Linked DNA regions of Homo sapiens: region 2 is linked to region 1. A link is a contact called in ENCODE Hi-C data. All regions are on one chromosome and are shown on one strand. The core of a region is the stretch at or near the end of the contact, and the rest is flanking DNA. Distances in the headings are between cores, read along the strand shown.

Region 1 (7,530 bases), core at 2,087-4,586:
TTTATCAACACAAACTGTGTCCACCAAATTCCAAAAGTCTAAAGTAAAAACAACCTAGATATGAGCCCAGCTCTGCTACTGACTGACAATGTGATCTTAACTTATTTAAATTCTTTGAACCTCAGGTTCCATATCTATAAAGATGAGGATCATGAAACTACTGTTCTCAGGGGGCTATCAGAAAGATTAAATGAGATTATGGTGAAGCACTCTACCAAAAAGTGAGAGGTAGAATGGAGCAGACTTTGACTAACTCATAAATAATGGCACAGATCTCAGGCCCGTCAAAGCAATCCTACCTTGCCGATGATATGAGCAGAAGCGAAAGCTGGGAATAAAGTAAAATGAAGGGAGGAATTAGAGGAGAAATGCTTAAATTAGGTGGTAGAAGGAGGAATGCAATCAAATATTGTGGGATGGAAGAAGGTGATGGTAAGATACAGTCTCAGAAGCTTACCAAGTACTAATATTCTGCAATCCAAATGCTTTAATGAAGTGGTTAACATTTAATTTATATTTTACAAAGTATGTTTTCCTCATATTTGTGGCTAAGTTTCAGCAGAAGGGTTTTGTTATTAAGTAATACTTTTTGTCCTGCCACCCATATAAACATCTTTCATATCAGATTTCATTCCAAGGATGTTTCAAGAAACCATTCGGTTCAAACACGTTTGTGACCTCTGTTCTTCAGGCCCCAGACACACAAAGATGAAGGCCAGGTGAATTTAGGTGCATCAATCATTACTTAAAATGTGCCTCTTAATCTCAACCAACCACAGCAGGCAAAAGAGGAAGAAAGACTAAAAGCTCTACCCAAACACTAACAGTAGTTGCTTCTAAGTGACATTTTTCTGCCACATTATACTTCGGTATGCTCCAAATTTTCTACAATAATCTGGTTTGGTTTAAATAGGAACACAAAAGAGTATATCCTTGTAATGGGGACAAAAATAGGAAGATCAATAAGACCTAGTATTTGCTAGCACAACAGGGTGACTATAGTAAAAAAAAAAACAATTTAATTGTAAATTTTCAAATAACTAAAAGAGTACAATTGGATTGTTTGAAACATAAAGGATAAATGCTTTTGGTGACAGCTACCCTATGTACTCTGATGTGATTATGCATTGCATGCCTATGTCAAAATATCTCATGTAACCCATAAATATATACACCTACTAGGTACCCACAAAAATTAAAAATTAAAAAACAAGAATATATCCTTGAAGCTGGGAACTTTTACTTGCTAATAGATGGTACAGAATTTACTGCAATGAGATTCTGCTTGTATACTAATAATTTTTACTTTAAAACAGACTTTAAATACAGAGTTTATATCTCAGATATAATTTAATGCAACATCTGCTTTCTAAAGATGCAAAAATCGAGATGGTAGGATCGCTTGAGCCCAGGAGGCAGAGGTGGAGGTTGCAGTGAGCAGAGATTGCGCCACTGCCCTCCAGCCTGGGCAACAGAGCGAGACCCTGTCTCAAAAAAAAAATGCAAAAATTAAGAGTCACAGTTGAAATGATTTGTTTAAGATCACACAAATAGTAACAGTTTCAGGACTAAAGCCAATGTTCTTGATTTCTAACTCAGAGCTCCTTCCACTATGACACTGTTTGAATTATGCTTCTCTGAAGTCCACCACCAACTGGGGAGCATCTGCGGTGTATGAGGTGCTACTGGAATACAAAGATGGCTAAGAAAGAGCTATTCCCTGGACTCACGGGAGGCAGTTCAAAAAAAAAGAAGGCCGGGCGCGGTAGCTCACACCTGTAATCCCAGCACTTTGGGAGGCCGAGGCAGGCAGATCACCTGAGGTCAGGAATTCGAGACCAGCCTGGCCAACATGGTGAAATCCTGTCTCTACTAAAAACACAAAATTAGCTGGGCGTGGGGGCGCATGCCTGTAATCCCAGCTACTCGGGAGGCTGAGGCAGGAGAATCGATTGAATCCAGGAGGCGGAGGTTGCGGTGAGCCAATATCGCGCCATTGCACTCCAGCCTGGGCAACAGAAGCGAAACTCCGTCTGAAAACAAAACAAAAAAAAAACCAAAACAAAAGAAAGAAAGAAAGAAAAAAGACAAGGCCAGGCACGGTGGCTCACGCCTGTAATCCCAGCACTTTGGGAGGCCGAGGCAGGCAGATCACCTGAGGTCAGGAGTTCAAGACCACCCTGGCCAACATGGTGAAACCCCGTCTCTACTAAAAATACAAAAATCAGCCAGGCGTGGTGGCCTATGCTTGTAATCCCAGCTACTTGGGAGGCTGAGGCAGGAGAATCACTTGAACCCGGTAGGCGGAGGTTGCAGTGAACCGAGATCGAGCCACTGCAGTCGCTCCAGCCTGGGCGACAGAGCGAGACTCCGTTTCAAAAAAAATAAAAAATAAAAGACAAATTGACATGAGTTCTGCTTTCACTATTAAAAAACCTTTAGTACCTACAGGTGAAACTTAGCTTTTGATTTTTCCCCTTCTTGGAAAGAGTCTGCATTTAGTCAGCTAACATTCTAGTACCACTCACAAGCTAAAGATCTTCCGTAATTTGCAAGGGAGGCAGTAGGGGGATGAGAGTTATAAGTTAGCTAACAACCAACTATTCTTTAAAGCTTAACTGTGAACTTAACTGCAATTATGCATTTCATTGACCTTCTCTAGTGTAATACCAGCTCGTCCCTTAGAAAAGAGGAAAATACACTTACGTTTTTATTTCTAGTGGTTCTAAGAACTTGTGATTTGGCTCCAGATTCCTACATGAAAACACTGCATATATTCACCTCCTTCTCTTTTCACCGCATTCGAGTTTTTCTGTCTACTACACAAAATGATAGATAGGGCCAGGTCTGCCAGAACCCTAAATACAGCGGCATCGCCCTGCTTCCTTCCAGGGGATCTTACTATTGGAAGGGCTCTGCTACACAGTACCTCAGACATCCAGAAGAGAGTTTATCTTCCCTCCAACTTCTATATATTCTTGCCATAAGGACAGCACTACCAAAGCGGGCTCCTCCTCTCAGTTGACAGAACGGTGACTGCCTGCGAGGCTCATTCTGAGATAGGGACAAGGGAAAGGGACCGGGGCGATAAGTGAGGGTCCCAGCTTGAGGGCTGGAGTGGGCACCAGACTCCCACCAACGACTAAACCGGGGGAAGTAAAGAAACTGGCCTTCCCCGCACCCAAAAATAAAACATCACATCACTAAAAAATGTAAACGTTCGCAACATTTTCTAAAACAAAGCCACTCACCTGCAAAGGGGCCACCAGCAGCAGCAGCAGCAGCAGCAGCCGCTCCTCCGAGCCGCCAAAGAGCCAGCGCCTCCTAGGACTCATCACTGCCGCCGGCATCGACGCTCTTTTCTAGCCCCTGAACCAGACGTGGGCAGGTCCTAGGGCTCTGCCTATTGGAAAGTCGAACTGTCACTCATCCACGGTCCCGGCCTACTCCCGGAACAGGAGAGGTCTCTTCCGTTTACCAAATCCCAGGAGTAAGAAGTGGGGCTCTGATTGGTTTACTCTAGAGACGAGCACATACCTGAACCAGTAAGGAGTTGGCTTCGACGCCAGCGGGCAGGCTTGGGCCTAGGGAAGTAGAAAAACACACCCTAGAGCGTCGCTGGTGCAAAACCTCGGGTGCGGGGAGCATCTTAGCTGTTTGAGGTTCTAGAAAGCGTTTAACGTCTTAAAAGAAACACCTGCGGGTGAAGACAGGTGTCAGCGGACTCTTGGAAGAGAGGAGGTGATGTTTCTTTTACTTATGGGAAATTTAGGGATTGAAACCTGAAGACGAAGCCGAGGTATCCTCCCAGAAGAAGCTCCTTTCGCACAAATTACTCGTGGTTGAAAGTCTTAAGTCGTGATTAAAACAAATGCCTTTAAAGTGCCCAATTTATAGGCAGTAACGCAACCTTACTTTCTCTTACCGCTTTTATAGGGATTCCCCTAGGCAGTTTGCTGACAGTATTTTAGGTGGGGAAGAAAAGTGATTAATGGAATGCCCTAAAAGCTTATTGCACAGAGGAAGGGAGGCTAGAGTGGAATGAGAGAATGACAAATTTGGAGGCGACAATAACTGAACAAGAGAAATCTATGAAAACACCGGAAACCTGGCACGAGGCCTTAAAAGCTTCTAAGCAGGCTTGAACTACCACACGAGGTTTTGAAGCATATGTGTCAGAACTCTTGGGTGGGCGGGAAAGATAAGGAATGTTATGGGAGATTCCCTTCTTAGAAGCTATCCTAAGTAGTGTTTCGTGTCCTCCTGTGAGTTTTTCCTGTTTCATCCTCCTAACAAATGCATTAGGTTTGTGACACGCAAGCAAGTCCTCAGAATAAATTATACATACAGTTGAAAAGATAATCTTTCCACATTTGAAATTCTGTGACACACTCTTTATTGAACTCATTAAGACCTAATCGTAGCCAGTTCTGTATCTCATTTATCCATGTTAGAGCATGACAGTTCCTCCTGGGATATCAACAGAACTTTACTTCCGGGACGGCACTAATCCGAGGCTTGACAGGTCCCAGCAGGTGATAGGTCTCACCTAGTGATAGTTAGAATTTAACTTGCACAAGATTAACTAGAGTTCAGGCCAGAACAGCTGGAAGGGGCAGCTTCCAAATCTTATACATTTGCCCTCTTGCTTTTTTCTCAATATCAGTTGAGGACAAAGTAAGGAGAAAGCTTTTCTTCTACAGTGTAATAAAGCTCCTATTCAGAGTGCCCACCATCCATACTCCGGAGGCTAATGACAGTCATTACCAAGTGACAGTCTTGTGGCATTTGGCATTTAGGGCTACTTAGTCTGGACTTAAGGGCGCCTACTCATTGGATTTAAGTTTACTGTTGTTATGGACACCCATGGAATGCTAGCTTGTCACATAAAACCTTAATATCAAACATCACTTGCCTTTTAGAATCATTCGCAAGAGTATGTGGCTTATGAATGAGTCATTTTGATATAAGATGGAAGCTTATATCAGTGATTCTGTCTAGAAGGAATTAAAAAGCAGATTTTCATCAGGAGCAAGCATGTTTGTAAGACAAATGTGCACAGAGGCTAACAGAATTTCAGGAGTTACTTTTGCCCTATGGCAAGATTGTTCTCCATACTTAATTATGTTACAGTATCATATCCTGAACCCTGTGTCCTGGTCTATTCGATGAGCTGTCTCTCTTATGAATTTTTAAATAACGAGGTCGTGGTTCACAAAGATGATCATAAATCCATTTAAGGCAAAGATGAACTCCAAAGAATATTAGACTTGTACAAACTTAGTACTTGACAGGGCTTTGGAAATTAAACTCTAGCTCCTTGTTGTACAGATAAAGAAACTGAAGCTTAAGTGATGTGCTCAGAATTACTTGGTTGGGGACAAATCCTGGGCTAGGACCCAAGGTTGCTAATTCATATAATTCTGGGAAGATGCTTCCTCTTCCTGCTGCCTTCTCCTCCTCACCCCAAAAGCAATGTATTTTTTAAATTAAGATTAATTTTAGGATTCACTTCCATTGAAGACCAGTCATGAGGACTTCAGTTCTGATACAGCAAGTGATATAGATACTATGAAAATAATTCAGTGTCATCAAACAGCTTTTGATGTAGTCTCACTTTTATCCAAACAAGAAATGAAAAGCAATAAATTATTATAGCTATGTTGTCTCTTTGTCTTCCTTTCTGTTACAGGTGTATATCAAAAAGTCAGTATTAACCCATGTGATACTTTGAGTTTTAGTTGAAAATTGTCTTCCTTGTGACCTGAATAAACCACTATTTTATTGATAGCATACATACCTGGTCAAAATAATTTCACAGTTATGTGCACAGAGCCTCTAGCCTTTTCCACGTATGGCTGAATTGGTCCACCGTGCATCAAAACATCATCCACGGACCTAGGCTATTCTCCCTTTTGCTAGCCTAGCAGAACCATTGGCTCCCTCCTTCCAGCAAACTCCAGAGTTAGCTAGTTCTATATGCCATGTACAGGAGTGTCTCCTTTTCTTCACAGTATCAGGACACACCATGAGTTGGTTATTTGCTGCCAGTGTTTAGTCTCCAACTGTACCCTACTTACTTCAGGGTCAGATTAAAATTTACCACTCGTAACCTAGTATAATAGACCTATGCGTGGCCCCCATCATTGACCTCCTAAGTACAAGACTCCCTTTTCTGAAACTAAAAACTGGAAATGCTGTTATGGGTCAGCCATCCAGACCTCTCAGAAGGGACCTTAAAGTCTGTCCCTTTCTTTCAGAAGTTAAAACTTAGAATCCTCATCTTCCTCACAGAGTAGGGTGAAGAATCATGGAGGCAGTTTTGGAATAGCTTTGCAATCTTTGAAGCACCTTGTGTCTGTCACTTTCCAGCACTGGGAACTCAGGGGCTTAATTGGACTTACAGTTCCATGTGGCTGGGGAAGCCTCACAATCATAGCTAACTCTAGAGTTTGCTGGAAGGAAGGAGCCAATGGTTTTGCTAGGCTAGCAAAATGCAGAATAGCCTAGGCAAATTGCTTGACCTCAGCCTCAGTGTCTTTATCTGTTAAACAGAGATAATACCCAAATCGCTAATGTGAAAATTAAGTGGGATAATGTGATGTGTGCCTGCCACATGGAAAGCATCTCATAAATGGTAGTTGTTATTCTTAACAATTATGGTAATGATAAATGTAAAGCATTTTACCTATTTACAAGTATTCTTATTCAAATTACTCAGTAAAGTCTTGGCATTGCGCTTGCCTCTTTTTCCTGCTCTCCACTCAAGTGGAGACCTGGACTCTTGCAGAGGGCATGAGACTGGGATTTCCCCAGCTATCTTGCAGCTACCCAGGGAGGTAATGGGCAGGAAGTGAATGCCAAAGAGGGTACAGACCCAGTGGCAGAGCCAGGAACCTCTGGTATTGGGAAGCCTGATCTATGTGAAATTCCCCTACAGTAAAACTAAACATTGACTAAGCACCTTGGCATAGGAAAAGAGCCAGGTTGATTTTTTTTCCCCACTACTTTCAGATCTGGGACAAGGATAGGGGAAAAAGGTAGAAACATGAGGAATCAAGAGAGGTGCTTTCCTCTTTTACAAATTCTCTACTCCACTAAGGAAAAACCCATGTTTCTTTAAATGCTTGTTGTTTATATGCTGGTAAACACAAACTCTGCCCTATGGAGTTTTTTTTAAAGCTTATATTTATTAATTATAAATTTATGTTTTAAAATGTTTATTGTATAAGGTTTAGAAAAGAAAAAACTTAAAATACCTATAATCCCACCCTCCAGAATTTATTTTTAACATTTTGTATATCCTATTTTTCCCATAAATCAATTACTTAAAAAAAAACCTGGACTCTTAGTATATATACTGTTTTGTGGCAATCTTTTCTACTTAATTTGTTATTAACATGTCCCAATGTCATTTAATATTTTTCTTCCGTATATAATCCCATTACGTGAATGTGCATCCAGGTGGTATGTACAAGAGTAGAGAACTGTCCAACCAATTCTCTACTCTTGGGCATTGAACTTGTTTCA
Region 2 (7,530 bases), core at 3,646-6,145, 1.7 Mb before region 1:
TTAGTCAACAGTCTCAGCGTGATTTATTGAATGATTCACTTCTCGCTAATTTGTGATGTTTCATTAGTCATATAATAATCCTTTATATAAAAGAATCTGTTTCTGGCCCATTTTGTCAGTTTTGTTTAGTTTTATAGTTTAAATTATTACACCATTACAAAGCATTTAATACCTGAAGAATCTATTCCCAGTTCAATACTTTTACTTCCAAACGTTCTTGTCTATTCACACCTTATAAAAAATGTTTATTCCACAAATTTTTACATTTCTAAGTTTCAAGAAAATCCAGAAATATAAATTATAACAATAGAATATATAAATAGGATAATATATTTTCTCTGTTTGGGAGCCCATTCTAATGTTTACCTTTCATTATTTGTGTTTTGTAGCATTCTTTATTTAATATTGCTAATATCTATTAACTTTTTCTTAAAATGTAGAAAAAAAGACACACTTGCTTGTATAGACAGGGATAAAATGCTCATGTGGAAAAGGGGTTTAATGCTAGATCACAAGAGATGTTATAAAACGGCCCTTAATACAATGATGGATTTATCATGTCTAGTGTCTGTCTTCCTCAAAGAAAGACCATTACTAAATAAACTCATTACACTGAGGTATACAATCCAAATACAAATAGTAACTATATCTATAAGTGAATGGATATATCATTCTCATGAATTTCAAAATTTGAAATTGTTTTAATGAAAATTCCACTCATAGAGTGAATGCAATCATAATCAAAAGTTTAATGTCTCTCTTTTGTAGAATTGACAAGCTGATTCTAGAAGTTATATGAAAAGGCAAAAGACTTAAAATAGCCAAAATAATTTTGAAATAAAGTTGAAGGAGTAACACTGATTTTAAGACTTACTATAAGGCTATAGTAAGCAAGACTGCAGTTACTAAAAGGGTAGACTTATAAATCAATGGAAGAGAAAAGAGAGTTTTAAAATAGAGCCACATATATATGGTCAATTAATTTTTCATGAAGATGTTAAGATAATCCAAAAGAGAAAAGCAATTGTCTAAAATGTAATTGGATTAAATGGATATCATATGGGGAAAAAATTAACATTGATCTTTACCACACACATCATACACAAAACTTACTTAAACTGAAATGGGAAAAGAGCCTAAATGGGAAGCCTAAAAATCAAAATTTTTGGAAGAAAAAACAAGAGAAAATCTTGATTACGTCAAGACAGAACACAAAGAGGATGAAACAGAAAAGAACAAAATGATAAAATGGACTTTGGATTTGAAACAAAGGTGTTCTCAACACAAAGGCTATTGTTCTTTTGAAAATATCATTTTTTGAAAAAAGGGAAACCACACTGGGAAAAAAATATTTGCAAAGAACATCTCTGAAAAAAATATCACAAAAGAACCTCTAAAATTCAATATAGCAAGGCAATCCACAGACGTCACAAGACTTGAAATGATACCTCAAAAAGATATGTAAATGGACAGTAAACATATTAAAAGGCGCTCAACATCATTAATCGCCAGGAAAATACAAATTAAAACCACAGTGAGGTATTACTACATACCCATCAGAATGGCTAAAATTAAAATGCCTGACCAGACCAAGTGTTGATGGGGATGTGAAGCAACTGGAACTCTCATATACTGCTAATGAAAATATAAAGTTGTATACTTTTTGGAAAACACATTGGAAACTGGAATTTCCAAATTATAGAAAACAGCTTGATGACTTCTTAAAACTTTAACATATACCTGCCATACTTTGCCATTCTACCCCACAGCATTTGCCCAAGAGAAATGAAAACATATCTCCAGACAAAGGTTTATACACGTTTGTAGAAGCTTTAATTGTAATAGCCAAAACCTAGAAATAACCCAACTGTCCATAATTATATGAACAAACTGTGGCAATTCCATACTGGGAAATAGCACTCAGCAATAAAAAATATGAGCTATTGATATATAAACAAACTGTGGCATATCCATACCTGGAAATACCACTCAGCAATAAAAAAAAATATGAGCTATTGATACACGCACAAACATGGATGGATTTCAAAATAATTATGCTGAATGAAAGATGCCAGGCAAAAAAGGAACACATCATGTAGATTGCCATTTATATAAATTTCAAAAACATGGAAACAATAGTGACAGAAAATAATTCAGTAGTTTTCTGGAGAAGTGAAAGATAAGCCATCATGAGAACATTTGGGGGCTGATGGTTCTGATGTGATTTCACAGGTGATGGTCATGGTTCCACAGGTAAATACGTAACTCAAAACTGAGCAAATGGTCACTTTAAACATATGCAGTTTATCCCATATCAGTTATAGCTAAATAAAGTTAACAAGGTTTCTTCCTATAACCTTATAATTATGACTTACTAATACAATAGACTATATATATATATACTGTTATATTTTCCATTATATATGGAAATATATATATATATTCCTACACAATTACTGGGTTTTATATTTATATTTCTTTTCTATTTGTATTGGATCACTTTACTAAAATTTCTTATTAGCATGAAAAGTTTTCTCAGTTGATTTTCTATGGTTTTTAATGTAATTATTTACATTTTTTACCAAACAATGATTATTTTATATCCTTTTTGTTGAAAATTATGTAACCCAATTGACATTAGACATGAAGTGAGGAACGGCAGCTGCTATTACTGTCTGGAGGAATAGGATGCACTTGATGTTTCAGAGGATAAGCCACAACACCTGTGTTGATGCTCAAGTTAACAAGGCATTTTCACTTTGCATTTAAAACAAAGGTGATTTTTTGAGGTCAGGAGTTCCAGACGAGCCTGGCCAACACTGCAAAACCCCGTCTCTAATAAAACCACAAAAAATTAGCCAGGTGTGTGGCATGTGCCTGTAATTCTAGCTACTCGGGAGGCTGAGGCAGGAGAATCGCTTGAACCCGGGGAGGGGCAAAGGTTTCAGTGAGCCGAGATTGTGCCACTGCACTCCAGCCTGGGTGACAAGAGTGAAATACTGTCTCAAAAAAAAAAGAAAGAAAGAAAAAGAAAACATAGATGTTCTCAACAAAGAAGTTTGGAAATACTTCTTTCTTTGCTACAGCACGTAGAAAATAATGCTGATTGTGCACAGAGAAAACAGAAGAGAAAATACCTAGGGTTCAGAGAGAAGAGAGTGTGGTAGCAACTTTCACCCAGTAGTCAAGTTCAAAATGTCTTTTTTATTGATATAAAATAGCTGTACGTATTTGGGTGGTACATGTGATATTTCATACATATATACAACGTGTAATGATCAAATCAGGGTAACTGGGATATCCATCACCTCAAACATTTACCTTTTGTTTGTGTTGAAACATCCTAATTCTTCTCTTCTAGTATTGTAAGGAGTCTGTAGTCAACAAAATGCCTTATGAAGAAATCAGTGAAGACTCAGGATTTAAAGGATGTCTTATTAGGAAAAACATAGTAATAAAGGCTGTGGAGGAAGATTCAGTCATTGCCAATCAGTAGGTAATGAATAAAGCAGGTCACACAGGCTGGTGTCTACACCAGATCAGAAGCAAATTTTATCACTAGCCTAATTTCCTATGATGTCACTTCTGCTCTTTCCTCTCTCTCCCAGGATTTCAATCATACTGTGGCATTTTGCATCCTTGCAGTCTCTCCTTACCTTTGTTTTTTTGTTTGTTTTTGTTTGTTTGGTTTTTTGAGACAGAGTCTCACCCTATCGCCCAAGCTGGAGTGCAATAGCATGATCTCGGCTCACTGCAGCCTCCGCCTCCTGGGTTCAAGGGATTCTCCTGCCTCAGCCTCCCAAATAGCTGGGATTACAGGTGCCCACCACCACGTCCAGCTAATTTTTGTATTTTTAGTAGAGACAGGGTTTCACCATGTTGGCCAGGATGGTCTCGAATTCCTGACCTCGTGATCCGCCTGCCTTGGCCTCCCAAAGTGCTAGGATTACAGGTGTGAGCCACCACACCCGGCCTCTCCTTACCTTTTTATGTGTTCTGCTACTCACTGCTTCCATCTTCCCCCTCATAGTGACCCATCCTTATGTTATTTTAAAAAATGTTCTTTTAGCTCTGCAAGAATATAAAGTACCTATTTTCTATTGTTTTTTCTCTTTGTGGTAATGGACGAGTTTTACTTTCAGACTTTCCCCTTTTTTCTCTTTTTATGTTTTACTGCCTTTTTTTGTGGGGTGGTGGTAGTACCTGATTTTTCCTTGTTTATTCATCTTTAAATGAAGACAGAGATCTATGGAGATACATTTTTGCCAATACCTGATATAAGTATGTAGAAGAACTTCTCTTTCCTCAAGTGTATTAACAGGTTAATTGGATTCCATTTCCAAATATGAACCTGGAGGGTAGGTTGCTATGAATAACTGAGTTCAATACCAGGACCTACTAGAAATTAATCTTGGGCAACTTTGTTGAATAGCGGTAGTTCTTTGATCTTCTGGAATCGAGTTTGTATCCTGTAATTTTTAAACCAGTTCACAACTATTTTTCTTTGACTATAAATGAAAAACAACATTTTCTTACATATACCACTTCCTTTCTCTGCTCCTGGGCAATTATCACTCGTTTTATAATTTTATGTCCTACCCTGCCCCAACCACCTGCTCCCTCACCTGGGTCAGTTAATTATATACTCGAACTGCATTTTCTGAACGGACTGCTATCAGGTGGGGGAAGCTGGGAAAGTAGCAGTCCAGAGGGCCTGCCCAAATTTCTGTTTGGTGTTGCTTTCGTGTCTTTAAATTCAGATAGTTAACTTTGGCATGTCATATCTCTTCCTTCCTGCTTCTGAACTTGCCCAAGGATGGAGCAGTTTGAGGCACCTGTTTCTCAGTTCCTCATTCTCATAGCAATAAGTAGAAATGTCTCCCACATGCGGCATATGGGTAACCTGGTTTCCAGTACTGTTGTGGGATTTGGTCTTCCTGTGTCTCCATGGGCACCATCAGTCTGAGTACTTTCAGAAGCAAGTAATAAAAATTCTACTCTACCTGGCTTAAACAAAACACAATGAGGCTTTAGTGGGAGACTCACTAATCCAAAGGTAAGAAGTACAGGTGGGCATCATAAGAGACTAAACAGATGGGTCAAACGAGTTCAAGGAAGCAATTGCCTCAGCCTCTGTTCAGCCCCATGGCCAATGTCTGTTTCTGGGGTCATCTGTGGCATTTTTTTCCCTCTAGGCAAACCACCTTTTTCTACTTCCCTTGCGCATGTTTAAAACAATTACTTCAATCTTGGAACTACGTGTCTGGGCTCAAGAGAGACCAAACTGACAAATGCCCTAGTTCTAGTTCAAAATTCCAGAGGGAGAATTTCTTATTGGTCAAGTGATTCTTGATCTATACAGCTGTGACAAGAGGATCTCACCACGTAATACGAGTCACCCAGTCTGTCTTGGGGGTGAAGGAAGTGGTATAGTGGAGGATGGGGAAAGAGTAGGCAGTTAAAGTTTAAAGGTAAATAAATAGTAGGGGGGCAGTGGTGTGCACCCGCAGTCCCAGCTACTAAGGAGGCTGAGGCAGGAAGATTGCTTGAGCCCAGGAGTATGAGGCCAGCCTGGGCAACACAGCAACATCCCTGTCTCTAAAAATAAGAAGATAAATAAATAAGCTTTTACTATAGACTATAGATTTTCAGGTGTGGGGGTGGCAGGGATCGGATTTCTTTACCATAGAAGAAGGACTTCTCAGAGGCTTTAATTACCAAATTGTATTATATTATCTTCTATTTAGTAGGAGAGAAAATATAGAACATTTCTCAATTATTTTACCAAGAAACCCTTCTGGCAGAATATTTTTTTAAAGCAAGCTTCCATTTACTTTTTTTTAACTTCAATTTTTATTTTAGATTCAGTGTTACATGTACACATGGGTAAATTGTGTGATTCTGAGGTTTGGGATATGACTGAATCTGTCACCCAGGTCATGTCCCTAGTACCCAATAGGTAGTTTTTCAACCTTTGCCACCTTCCCTCCTCCAGGAGTCCCCAGTGGCTATTGTTCCCATCTTTACGTCTGCGAGTACTCAGCGTTTAGCTCCCACTTTTAAGTGAGACTATGCAGTAGTTGGTTTTCTGTTCCTGTGTTAATTCATTTAGAATAATGGCCTCCAGCTACATCTATGTTGCTGCAATGGACATGATGTCATTGTTTTCTATGGGTGTGTAGTATTCAATGGTGTATATGTACCACATTTTCTTTATCCAATCTACCGTTGGGCACCTAAGTTGATTCTGTGTCTTTGTTATCGTGAATAGTGCTGCAGTTAACATATGAGCGCATGTGACTTTTTGGTAGAATGATCTATTTTCCTCTGGGTATATACCCAGTAATGGGATTGCTGGATCAAATGGTAGTTCTGTTGTAAGTTTTTTGAGAAATCTCCAAACTGCTTTCCACAGTGGCTGAACTAATTTACAGTTCTACCAACAGTGTATAAACATTCCCTTTTCTCCACAGCCTCATCAACATCTACTATTTTTTGATTTTTTAATAATAGCCATTCTGATTGGTGTGAGATGGTTTCTCATTGTGGTTTTGATTTGCATTCCTCTGATGATTAGTGATGTTGAGAATTTTTTCATGTTTCTTGGCCACTTGTAGGTCTTCTTTCGAGAAGTGTCTGTTTATGTCCTTTGCCTACTTTTTAATGGGATTATTTGTTCTTTGCTTGTTGAATTAAGATCATTATATTAAGAATGAACTAAGTATAATGATACACTAAGAATATCTAGTATTGTTTTGGATACTAGATCTTTGTCAGATGTGTAGTTTGCAAATATTTCCTTCCATTCTGCAGGTTCTCTGCTTACTCTGTTGATAGTTTCCTTTGCTGTACAGAAGCTCTTTAGTTTAATTAGGCCCCACTTGTCAGTTTTTGGTTTTGTTGTAATTGCTTTTGAAAAGTTAATCATAAATTCTTTGTCAAGGCCTATGTCCAGAATCATATTTCCTAGATTTTTTTCTAGGATTTTTATAGTTTCAGTTCTTATATTTAAGTACAGACTATAGATTTACAGAAAGATGGAAGAGAGTAAATCAAACATAATTCACTTACTGCCATCTTACTTCAAGATTCTCAATGTACTTTAAAGTTTAAATAATCTTTTACCATAAAAGTCGTACATGAATTTATTTGAAAAATGCAAAGAGTAAAAAAAGACCAGCATTTTTTTTCTCATTCTCACCTTACAGATGTGACTACTGTTAAACATTTTTAAGTATCTTATCACAAATTTCCTACACATATTGTAGCTGAATCCAAACTTATTCTGCTTACTGCATGGCAACCAGTAAGTCAAGAGACAAGGAGTTGCAGCAAGGAAGGTAACTTTTTGCAGAGCCATCTGAGAAGAAGGCAGACTAATGTCCTAAAGAACCATCTTAAATCAGTACAAATTTCAGGCCCTTTTTATGTTAATGGCAGGGGGAAGAGGAGGGGTTTGGGATCAGGAGGCACCTGATGACCGGAGACATCTAGGTGCCAGTGAATGTATGAGGAGGCCAGGAAACCTCT

What was found. Hi-C counts contacts between places; a loop is a spot of excess contacts on that map. Pooled maps may share reads with other maps.
Region 2: a loop to region 1 is called in a map of OCI-LY7, with 5 times the contacts of the local background. The contact joins the enhancer-like site here to the promoter of BPGM in region 1. A Hi-C loop is called at or near these places in 1 of 168 maps with a recorded cell type or tissue (OCI-LY7), 1 of 37 single-sample maps with no recorded cell type and 2 of 50 pooled maps.

What each region holds. Positions count from the first base shown.
Region 1 is chr7:134,642,659-134,650,188 of GRCh38, reverse strand. It overlaps BPGM (bisphosphoglycerate mutase), which reads right to left and starts at 3,336. Exons shown (of 3, transcript NM_001724.5): 1 at 3,252-3,336. The region is part of intron 1 of LOC124901750 (a long non-coding RNA gene); the gene reads left to right. RefSeq lists enhancers at 3,000-3,109, 3,210-3,359.
Region 2 is chr7:136,356,861-136,364,390 of GRCh38, reverse strand. All of the region lies in intron 4 of LOC105375523 (a long non-coding RNA gene), which reads right to left. Among named protein-coding and RNA genes, the nearest start is that of MTPN, 380 kb to the right of the region's middle. RefSeq lists an enhancer at 4,624-4,723. Within about 2 kb of position 4,895, at least 2 of the 41 ENCODE cell types and tissues checked have a DNase peak (open chromatin) inside an H3K27ac peak, as active enhancers do; they include OCI-LY7, where a contact is called at or near this core.